Regions from separate parts of the Homo sapiens genome. Here region 2 is linked to region 1. The links are chromatin contacts, found by Hi-C or POLR2A ChIA-PET in ENCODE. All regions are on one chromosome and are shown on one strand. Each heading gives the region's core, a stretch centred on a gene start or an enhancer-like site at or near the end of the contact. The rest is flanking DNA. Distances are from core to core; before and after follow the strand shown.

The links. Hi-C counts contacts between places; a loop is a spot of excess contacts on that map. ChIA-PET counts read pairs that join two places held with the same protein, here RNA polymerase II (POLR2A). Pooled maps may share reads with other maps.
Region 2: a loop to region 1 is called in a map of IMR-90, with 2.9 times the contacts of the local background. The contact joins two enhancer-like sites. A Hi-C loop is called at or near these places in 1 of 168 maps with a recorded cell type or tissue (IMR-90) and 3 of 50 pooled maps. POLR2A ChIA-PET finds 5 or more read pairs at or near these places in 1 of 52 experiments (AG04450).

The regions. Positions count from the first base shown.
Region 1 is chr4:141,346,869-141,352,205 of GRCh38, reverse strand. No RefSeq gene overlaps it. Among named protein-coding and RNA genes, the nearest start is that of LINC02432, 17 kb to the right of the region's middle. Within about 2 kb of position 1,890, at least 6 of the 41 ENCODE cell types and tissues checked have a DNase peak (open chromatin) inside an H3K27ac peak, as active enhancers do.
Region 2 is chr4:142,263,693-142,268,611 of GRCh38, reverse strand. All of the region lies in intron 10 of INPP4B (inositol polyphosphate-4-phosphatase type II B), which reads left to right. Among named protein-coding and RNA genes, the nearest start is that of INPP4B, 580 kb to the left of the region's middle. Within about 2 kb of position 2,876, at least 6 of the 41 ENCODE cell types and tissues checked have a DNase peak (open chromatin) inside an H3K27ac peak, as active enhancers do.

The DNA of each region.
Region 1 (5,337 bases), core at 641-3,140:
GAACGTTGTAGCTGAGAATTGACTCTCAAAACCAATATTCTTTAAATTTCAATCACATTTTCAAGTCCCTAAAGATGAGAACAAGCATGGCATGATGAAACACAAGACACAGACTACCCAGGGAGCTTATTCTTGCAAATCTCATAATGTAATGCATTCATTTCTTCATTTTCAAGACATTAACTGAGCAACTATCACATTTTAGGCAGTAAGCACAATGCTAAATGCTGAGGCTACTGGCATAGATGAGGCAAGATTTATATGCTCTTGGACTCACAGCCAAGTAGAGGAGATAGTCAAAAATAATTACGAGATTCAAAATGTCAACAAATGTAAATCATATATTAGTTCATTCTAGTGCTCTTTAACTTATTTAATAGTTTATTCATTCATTCAACATGTATGGAATCTGTGTTCCAAGCACTGTTCTTAAACATGAGAACATGAAGATGCATAAAAGCCTTAATCTTAAGGAGTTATCTTACAGTGAGAAACATGCCATTAACAAACATTACAGTGCAGAAACATTACAGTGCAGCATAAGATGTGCTATTAACAGTGATAGTCAGCCGAGCACGGTGGCTCACGCCTGTAATCCCAGCACTTTGGGAGGCTGAGGCGGGTGGATCACCTGAGGTCAGGAGTTCGAGACCAGGCTGGCTAACATGGTGAAACCCTGTCTACTAAAAATACAAAAAAATTACCTGCGCGTGGTGACACACGCCTATTCCCAGCTACTTGGGAGGCTGAGGAGAATTGCTTGAACCCAGGAGGCGAAGGTTGCAGTGAGCCGAGATTGTGCCATTGAACTCCAGCCTGGGCAACAGAGTGAGACTCTGTCTCAAAACAAAACAAAACAAACAAACAAACAAAACAGTGATAGTCACAGAAAGTAGAGCAAATGAGTCTGCCTGTGTGAAGTGAAAAGAACAGTAATGGCCATTCTTTTTTTCTGACGGATGGAAAACCCTAACCTGCAAAATAAATATTTTCTGCAGATGAAAAAAGGTGGGGAACTTTTATAGACCTAGCCATTCTTATTTATGAATGTGCTCATTCTCTTCCAACGTTTGGTTTATAACATATTTCAGGACTAAGATGACAATTTGGCCATACCATTCCTAATTTTGATGTTCTAAGATGTCAGTCATGGAACCAGCCAAAGATTGACTATATTTGTATAATAAGTAGATGTCAGGAAGAATGAGCCAGAGAACAGATTCAGGATTGAAATTGAGGTTTTCAATTTTAGAAATGGGATGGGCAAAGAGTTCAGTAACCATGCCTCACTTTTTTAAGGACAATGACACCAAATTACAAAAAGAAATGCATTTTATTTAGCTACTTTTATTATTTTGGGATGGGCAACCTGGTAGGAGAAAAGCCACCTTTTGAGTCTGTCACCTCCACATTAATTTGCTAAGAATATTTAGGGGTAAGGAGGCCCATCCCCTTTACTCACATTCCCTGAATGATGAGTCAAGGAGTAGCTTGTAGTAGTACAGCAGGGGGTGCAAGGGAAAGAAGGCAATTTCCTTTCTTATACAACTTTTCAGTTTATGTGGAATTTTAAATTGCTTAATTTTCAATAGTCTTATTATATAATTGATTTCTTTGTGCCTATTACTAATTATCTCCCTCAGTCTTCCAAGAGAGGTATAATACTTTTTCTGATACAGTGTAACAGGATGTTGTGACATAATAAAAAATATACATTTGGTTTCTGCCTCCTGTTCCTGCCACAGATCTCCTAAATCCCTTGGAATTTCCTGGGTAATAAGAGTGCCTTTATTCTAATAAGGCAACACTTGGCGGACTGCTGGATAACGTCAACATGAGGGCTGTTTTCCAGAAACACCAAGCCATAATTCAAACTGTGAGCTGGAGACTGGGTTAATAATTGGTCATGCCTACATGATGAAACCTCTATAAAAAATCCCTAGAAGGCAGGGCTTGGAGAGCTTCCAGGTTGGTAAATACATCCACAGGACAGGAGGGTGGCACACCCTGGCATCATGGGGACAGAGGCTCCTGTGCTCAGGACCTCGCCTTCACCTGGCTGTTCATCTGCATCTTTCATCATATCCTTTGTTATAAAGCAGTGAACATAAGTGAGTGTTTCCCTGAGTTTTGTGAGCCATCAGGGCAAAATATCAAACCTCAGGAGAAAGTCGTGTAAACCTTCCATTTGTAGCCAAGTTGGACAAATGTTATGGGTAATGTGGATATCCAAGCCATGCCACTGGCATCTGAAGTGGAGGGGTTGGGGTGGGGGCCCAGTCTTGTGGGACTGAGCCTTCAACCTATGGGGTCTGCACTAACTGCAAGGTAGATAGTACCGTAACTGAATTGTAGGACACATAAGTGGCATCCAGAGAGAACTGATTGCTGTGGGAAAAATATATCCCACACATTTGGTGTCAGAAGTGAAGTGTTGAGAGTAGAGGAAACAGTGAGTTTTTCCTCATTAACATTAAATTGGAATTTTCAGCTTTCACCACAATATATAATATATGAAATTCCAAAGAGAATTGTCAAACCAAAATGTAGATTTTCAAAGGAGCTATCAGAGAACCAGTTGGGCAGTTCCAAACCCACTGAAGAATACAAAAGGGTCCAAATATTGGAGATGAGAACAATTTGTTAAGAGGGGTGTGTGTTTACATGTGTTGCTAGACTGAGTTTCACCTTCTCCAAGGGGAGCAATGGAGTGCTATCTTTTGCAAAAAGGGCTTCACTTGGCCAATTTGGAGAGTTTGAGATAAGTCTCCTGGAGCTTGAGAGAGGGTAAGACTGGCATCTGACAGGCTTACTGGAGCAGGAGGGGCAACTGGTGAGCTCTTTGGGCAGTAAAGTATTTCTGGTGGAGGAGATGAGGACCTCAGGAGAGAGCTAGCTGGGGGCCACCTTTAGCTCTGTCCAAGAAGGACTTTCTGGAAGTGTAATGAGCCTCTAACCAAAATAGAGAGTGGATAGTGGTTCCCTAAACCCAGGGGCTGAGCACTGGGCTAGAGAGCTGCAGTTGTTGCAGCCAGATGAGCCCCACAGGGGGTGACCCTGCAGAGCCACCAAAGCAACCCAAAGAGGGAAAATCACCTGCAGACATCTGCCCATCTTACAGTATCAGAGCTAGCATAAACTTCCCTGCATCCTTTGCCTTTCTAGTCTCTGACTCCATTCCCATGGCAACAGCAATGACAACTTATAAGTAGCATATAAGTGGGCAAGAGGATAGAAAAATTACCTGCCCCTCTTCCACGGGAAGCAGCTGGTCCACTTCAGGTGAGCCATTGAGATGGGATATTAAACCAAATGCAGTTTTATTTATGGTCTGGAATTGGATAGTCTATTTGACATATTGAGAGTATATCTAAGATTGAAGCCTCAAATTCAAGGGCCCAAATTTTCAGTCTTTCTCTTTTCACTTTCATTTCTGCTTTCAAAATAGCCAAGTCTTTCTTAAGCTCATCCCTTTTTAGTAAGACTTTGCTGGAAACACAAGGTAAAGCCCATGACTGACTTTCCAAACCCTTTCCCAAGCCATAGGCTGACTAGAAACATGGTTTGCCTTCCAGGTCTCCAGAGGACAGTTTTGCTAGATGTGCTGTGATGGCAGGACAATAGAAGTATACTTTTTTACCACCTGACATGCCTGTTCTTGATTCACAGTTGACTATGCTGCAAGCGCCAAGCAGTGACTTAGAAACCCAGTCTCTTTCCACCTTAGGGTTCCACCATCATTAACATACAGCTTTTGGAGCCACTAGGTTCATTTCTGCATGAATCTGATAGGAGAAAAAACAAGAAGCCTCTTGTATCAAGATTTGTTATGAGCCATGGCCCTGAAGTGCCATGTCATTTCCTCTTACATGTGCATTGTCCAGAACTCAGTTACGTGGTCATGCAAAACTGCAAGAGAAGCTGGGAAACACTATGTTTGTGCAACAGAAGAAAAAGAAACAGGCTTGGTAAACAGCTAGTCTGTTTCTGCCTCCAGGGCTCTATAGCTTCTAGGAGTGAGCTCATTGGCTATGTAGACTTCTAGAAAATTTATTCATAAGAAAAATAGTAAAAAAAAAATCCCACCACTGAAAAATTATAAAGGGACGATGCAAGACAAAAATAGTATTTTGATTATCTTTGATTTGTTGGAAGTATAATTTTCAGCGATCAAATGTGCAGCACTGGGTAGTATCAGTTCTGTTTAGTTTGGAAACATACTACTTGAAGTTCTCTGGGCTAATTTTTCTGACCTGAACTGACTGTTCTCAGATTCATTACACAATTGTCATCCTGGGACTTCCCTGCACCATCGTTTAGATAGTCCCTTTATCCCTCTCCTGTCATGTAGCATCTTTTACTTGGATGCAGAGGCTTCCTCTTTTTGTTGGTCCTCTTTCTGATGAAGTACATAATAGTGTTCTGAGAAATATGAACAGAATGCACATTTTTTGAGATCCCACATATTGGAAAATATCATTCTACATTCACAGTTGATTGATAGCTTGGCTGAGCTTGTAATTCTGGGTTGTAATTCATTTCTCCTTACAAGTTTGAAGGGACTTCTCCATTGTTTGAGTACCATCTTTTGAATGTGACCTGTTATTTCTACCTGGCTACTTTTAGGGTTGTCTTTTTATCCTCACGGTTCTGAAATTTCATGTTGTTATGTGTTGATGCAGATTTTCTATCATTCATTTTTGGGCACTCAGATGGCTGTCAACCTAGAAATTCAAAGCTTTCAATACTCACAAGTTTTCCTACATTATTTCTTGAAGATTTTTTCCCCTCTCTCTCTGATTTTTATTCTCTTTCTTGAAAACATAATAGTTAAACATTTTGACCCTGATTTGGTCGACTGATTTTTTTAAAATATTTTCTTTCTTATCTGCTATGTCTTTCTCTTTTTGTTCTAATTTTCTGGAAGAGTCTTCACTTTATCTTTTGTATTTCTATTAAATTTTTTTACTTCTGCTGAAAATATTTTTCTTATGAATTTCTTATTCTTTTATTTTTATAGCTCCCTGTTATTGCTTCAGAAGTAAAATATATTTCCCGCATTCCCTAGGATATTTATCTTATCATTTTTTTCTTCTGTTCCTACACTGTCTTTACTTCCTCTGAGTTCCTTTCATCTTGCTCTTGGCTCTGACTTTCAAATGAGATGCTTTCTTCACATGTCTAGTGGTCCCTGTCTACCTATTCAAATTTATAACCAATCAGTAGCTCTGTCTGGGTGGCAGAACATTTGAATTGGTGGGCCTCATTGTAGGGTGATTAAAACCCAGAAATCTCAGAGTATGTAGATCTTTTCCCTTTAGCCAATCAACTACTCCA
Region 2 (4,919 bases), core at 1,627-4,126, 920 kb before region 1:
GGACACTAAGATTGCTTCCACATCTTAGTTATTGTGAGTAATGTTGCAGTGAACATGAGTGCAGATATCTCTTTGGCATATTGATTTCAATTCCTTTGGAGTACCCAGAGTGGGATTGCTGGGTTTTATGGTAGTTCTATTTTTAGTTTTCTGAGGAGCCTCCGTATTGTTTTCCATAATGGTTGTATTAATTTACATTCTCAACAGTGCATAAGGGTTCCCTTTAGTTTACACCCTCTACACCCTCACCAGTACTTACCCCTCATTTTTTTTTTTTTTTTTTTTTTTTGAGACGGAGTCTTGCTCTGTCACCCAGGCCAGAGTGCAGTGGCGCGATCTTGGCTCACTTCAAGCTCTGCCTCCTGGGTTCACACCATTCTCCTGCCCCAGCCTCCCGAGTAGCTGGGACTACAGGGACCCGCCACCATGCCCGGCTAATTTTTTGTATCTTTAGTAGAGACGGGGTTTCACCGTGTTAGCCAGGATGGTCTCAGTCTCCTGATTTCGTGATCTGCCTGTCTCAGCCTCCCAAAGTGCTGGGATTACAGGCGTGAGACTCCGTGCCTGGCCTCCCTCATCATTTTGATAATAGTCATTCTGACATGTGTGAAATAGTATCTCATTGTAGTTTTAATTTGCATTTTCCTGGTAATCAGCAATGATGAGCATTTTTTAATATATCCGTTGGCCATTTGTATGTCTTCTTTTGCGAGTGTTTTTTAGGTCCTTTGTCCATTTTTTATTGGGTTGTTTTCTTGCTATTGAGTTTCTTATATATTTTGAATATTAGCTCCTTATCAGGTGTATGGTTTGCAAATATTTTATCCCAATCCATGAGTTGTTTCCTTATTGTTTCCTTTGCTGTGCAGAAGCTTTTTAGTTTGATACAATGCCATTTGCTTATTTTTGCTTTTGTTCCTGTGCTTTTGGGGTCATATTACAGAAATCTTGCCCAGAACAATGTCATGGAGCATTTTTAAATGTTTTCTTCCTAGTACTTTTATAGTTTTAGGGCTTATTTTTCAGTCTTTAACTCATTTTGAGTTGATTTTTGTGCATGAGCATGGCATGAGATAAGGGTCCAATTTTATTTTTCTGCATGTGGACATCTAGTTTTCCAAACACAATTTGTTAAAGAGACTGCCCTTTCTCCATTCTGTGTTTTTGGTACCTTTGTTGAAAACGAATTGCCCATATATGTGTAGATTTATTCATAGGCTTTCTGCCCTGTTCCATCGGTCAATGTGTCTGTTTTTATGCCAGTAACATGCCACTTTGATTATGATAACTTTGCTTTATAATAGATTTTGAAGTCAGCTGACATGATTCCTCCAGTTTTGTTCTCTTTACTCAAGATAACTTTGACTCTTCAAGCTCTTTTGTGGTTTCTTAAGAATTTTAGGATTTTTAACATTTATTTCCGTGAAAAATGACATTGGAATTTTGATAGGGATTCATTTAATCTGTATATTGCTTTGGGTAGTATAGACATTTTAACAGTATTAATTCTTCCAATCCACGAGCATGGGATACTTTTCTATTTATCTGTGTTATCTACAACTTTTTTTCATTAATGTTTTATAGTTTTCAGTACACAGATCTTCCAAATCCTTGGTTAAATTTACTTATAAGTATTTTTTTAAAGTGAATGGGATTGATTTCTTAATTTCTTTTTCAAATAGTTTGCTGTCAGTGTAAAGAAACACTACTGATTTTTGTGAGTTGATTGTGTATCCTTCAACTTTACTGAATTTATCAGTTTTAACTGATTTTTTTTTTCTTTTGGTTGTGTCATTAGGGTTTTCTACATAAAAGATCACGTTATTAGCAAACAAAGACAATTTCCCTTCTTCCTTTCCTATTTGGATATCTTTTATTTCTTTTTCTTGTCTGATTGTTCCAGCTAGAACTTTCAGTATAACATTGAATAGAAGTGGTGAGAATGGACATCTTTGTCTTGTTCTTGATTGTAGAAGAAAAGCTTTATAAATGAACATTAAAAAATTAAGGCCCATTGTGACTTATTTTCTGGTTTAGTGTCTCTTATCTTGGAGCATGTTTGATTTTTCTTACCCAGGAAACTGCTGCATGGAAGATGGTATTTATCCAACACGTAACAAATTATTAACTTTACAAAAATATCAAATATTTTCTTTCAATTTTTTTTTCTTTTTCCCAGAATAGGCTAGGGTCTTCTCTGCTACCCTAAACCTTGTTCTTCTCTGTTACTCTCCCTTCTCCTTGGAATATATCCCACATTATAAAAATATTTTAAGAAGGCCCAAGGTTTAAATCAGGTTATTAACTAATATCAGGGCCATGGTAAAGTTTTGGAGCAGACTTTCTTGAGTTTGTGCATTCGAAACCCTGTCTTAGGGCTGGATCCCTTCATTCCATCCTTGTTTGTTTTGTAGTTCTATATAAGACTCATCTTTGTCACTATCACATGAACACTTGCATCAAGATCAAGGAAGGAGGATTCGGAAGCTAAACTGGGGACACAGAGCAGAAATAGGCAGATAATTATGCCTAGACCTGTAACTGTGTACCAGGAGACCAGTAGCAGAAACACTTCCCATTTCAAAGTAGAGCTCCTTTCTCTGATTCTAAATATATTACCAGCCACTTTTCCACTTTCCTCAAAACTAGCCCACCTTTTGACTCCAGACTATGTCACTATAGTATAAGGTAGTGGAAATTAAATTATACTCTTTTCATAAATGGAGAACTTGATACCTAGAGATATGCCCCCACCCAAATCCTACATAGTGTTTCTGGCTTAGGAACATGAACTTTAAAAAGACTTAACTGAGCTGTTCCAGAAATAGGAGGTGGCAGTGGCAATACACACCGTGTGTGAGTCATAAGCTGACTAAAATGGTAAACACATCAAACATTTTGGCATCAGCTCTGCCCTGTCTGGATTATTTGTAAACCTTGACCTTTTTTGCAAATTTTTGATAAAGTAACTGTAAACTCTCTTAGCAATCTTTAAGAATATCGATGTTTGAGATATATAGTAAGGCCCAACATGCATGATATTTATTGTGTAAATAACTTTATCTCAGCGTTTTTCAAAGTGTGGTTAGAATCACCTAGAGTGCTTTTTAGAACTGCAAATGCATGGACCCTTGTACATCTGCTAAATAAAAATCCATAGAAAATCAATTAATATTATCTGTTACTAACGGTGATTTAAGACATGAATGACTATCATTATGGAAAGAGAAAGTAACTGAAATAGAAGTTATTCCTAAAATAACATTGCTTTCACTGGTTTGCATGAGCTAGGGACAAAGGAATGAAACTTCTATTAGCACCATAGTCATGTGCCATGAAAGTGACACATGTTATCTAATGTAGACGTAAATAAGAGAGTGATACTGATATTGCTCAGCTTGGGCTGTCATGACAAAATACCATAAACTGTATGGCTTAAACAACAGGAATTTATTTTCTCACGGTTCTGGAAGCTAGGAAGTCCCAGATCAAGGTGCCAGCCTGTTCAGTTCCTGGTGAGGGCTTTTTACTTGGCTTGCAGATGGCTGCCTTCTTGCTACCTTCTCAGATGGTCTATCTTCTGTGTATAAGCAGGAAGGGGAAGTGGGGGAGGGAGAGAGAGGGAGAGAGAGGGAGAGAGAGAGAGAGAAAGAGAGAGGAAAGGAGAAAGGAAGGGAGAGAGGGAGTGTTTTGGTATCTTCTCCTTTTCTCGTAAGAATACCAGCCCTGTAGTATTAAGACCCCATCTTTATGACCTCTTTTAATCTTAGTTACCTCCATAATATAGGCCCTTATCTCCAAATATGGTCATATTGGAGGCTGGGGCCTCAACATATGAACTTTGGAAGACACAGTTCAGTCCATAACAGTACCTTTATATAAAATACTACATTTTAATCTTGAGTCTTAAATTCCAGAGCATGGAATAAAATATAAGTGAAAATCCAAACTCTTTCTTCTCACATACGTTTGCTTTCTTTTTCTTGTTTCCATAAATCATATTATGAACACATATTTATTATCAAGGGAAGATTGCTCAGAGGTCATTTACCATATTAGATTGTTTCAAACTTCAATATATACACACATAGAAATAGAAGATAAAGCATTAAAACCACATAGTAGTAGAAAGAAAAAATTACAAGAGAAATACTAAAATTGTCTTTTTTCGAAACTAGCATAGTAGATGAATGTTGCATTATGTATCCAAAACATTTTTTCTTTTATTGGAGTCACCTTTGACTCCTTTCTGCCTCTCATAAACTCACAGTTAGTATGTCAGCAAATCCTGTTGACTGCACCTTTTAATTGAAACCAGAATTTAACAACTTTTGGCCCTTTCACTGCTACCAATGTTGTCTATCACCTGGATGTTTACAGTAATGACTTAAAAGTCTCCCTGATTTTTTCCTTTTCTCTCCCTGATCTGCCACCACATGTCACTATATCAGTCTATTTTCAACAGAGCAACAAAGCGACCCTATTTAAATGAAACTTAGGACATGTCTTTCCTCTCACAGCTTCTCAACTCTCTGAAAGTATAAACTCAAAGCCCTTCAGTGACCAAACACAGTCTTACAGGAGTCTCCCCGTCCCAACCCTGGGAACTTCATTACTTCTTTGACCTCCTCCCCAGCTCCTATTTTTTGCTCACTACAGTCCAGTCACATTGTCTTCCTTGTTGTTCCTGAACATTTCAGGTACGTTGCCAACTCAAGGCCCCTGCACTTAGTTTTCCCACCTACCTTTGAAGTGTTTTCCCTAGGTAATTTTGTGGTTCACTTATTTCCTTCTGGTCTTTATGCAGAAATGTCACCTCCTCACTGAAGCCTTTCCTGCAACCCTATCTAAGATTGCAGTGTCTACCTCAGAGCTTTCTATCGCCTTTCTCTGCATTATTTTTGTGATTAGTACTTGTC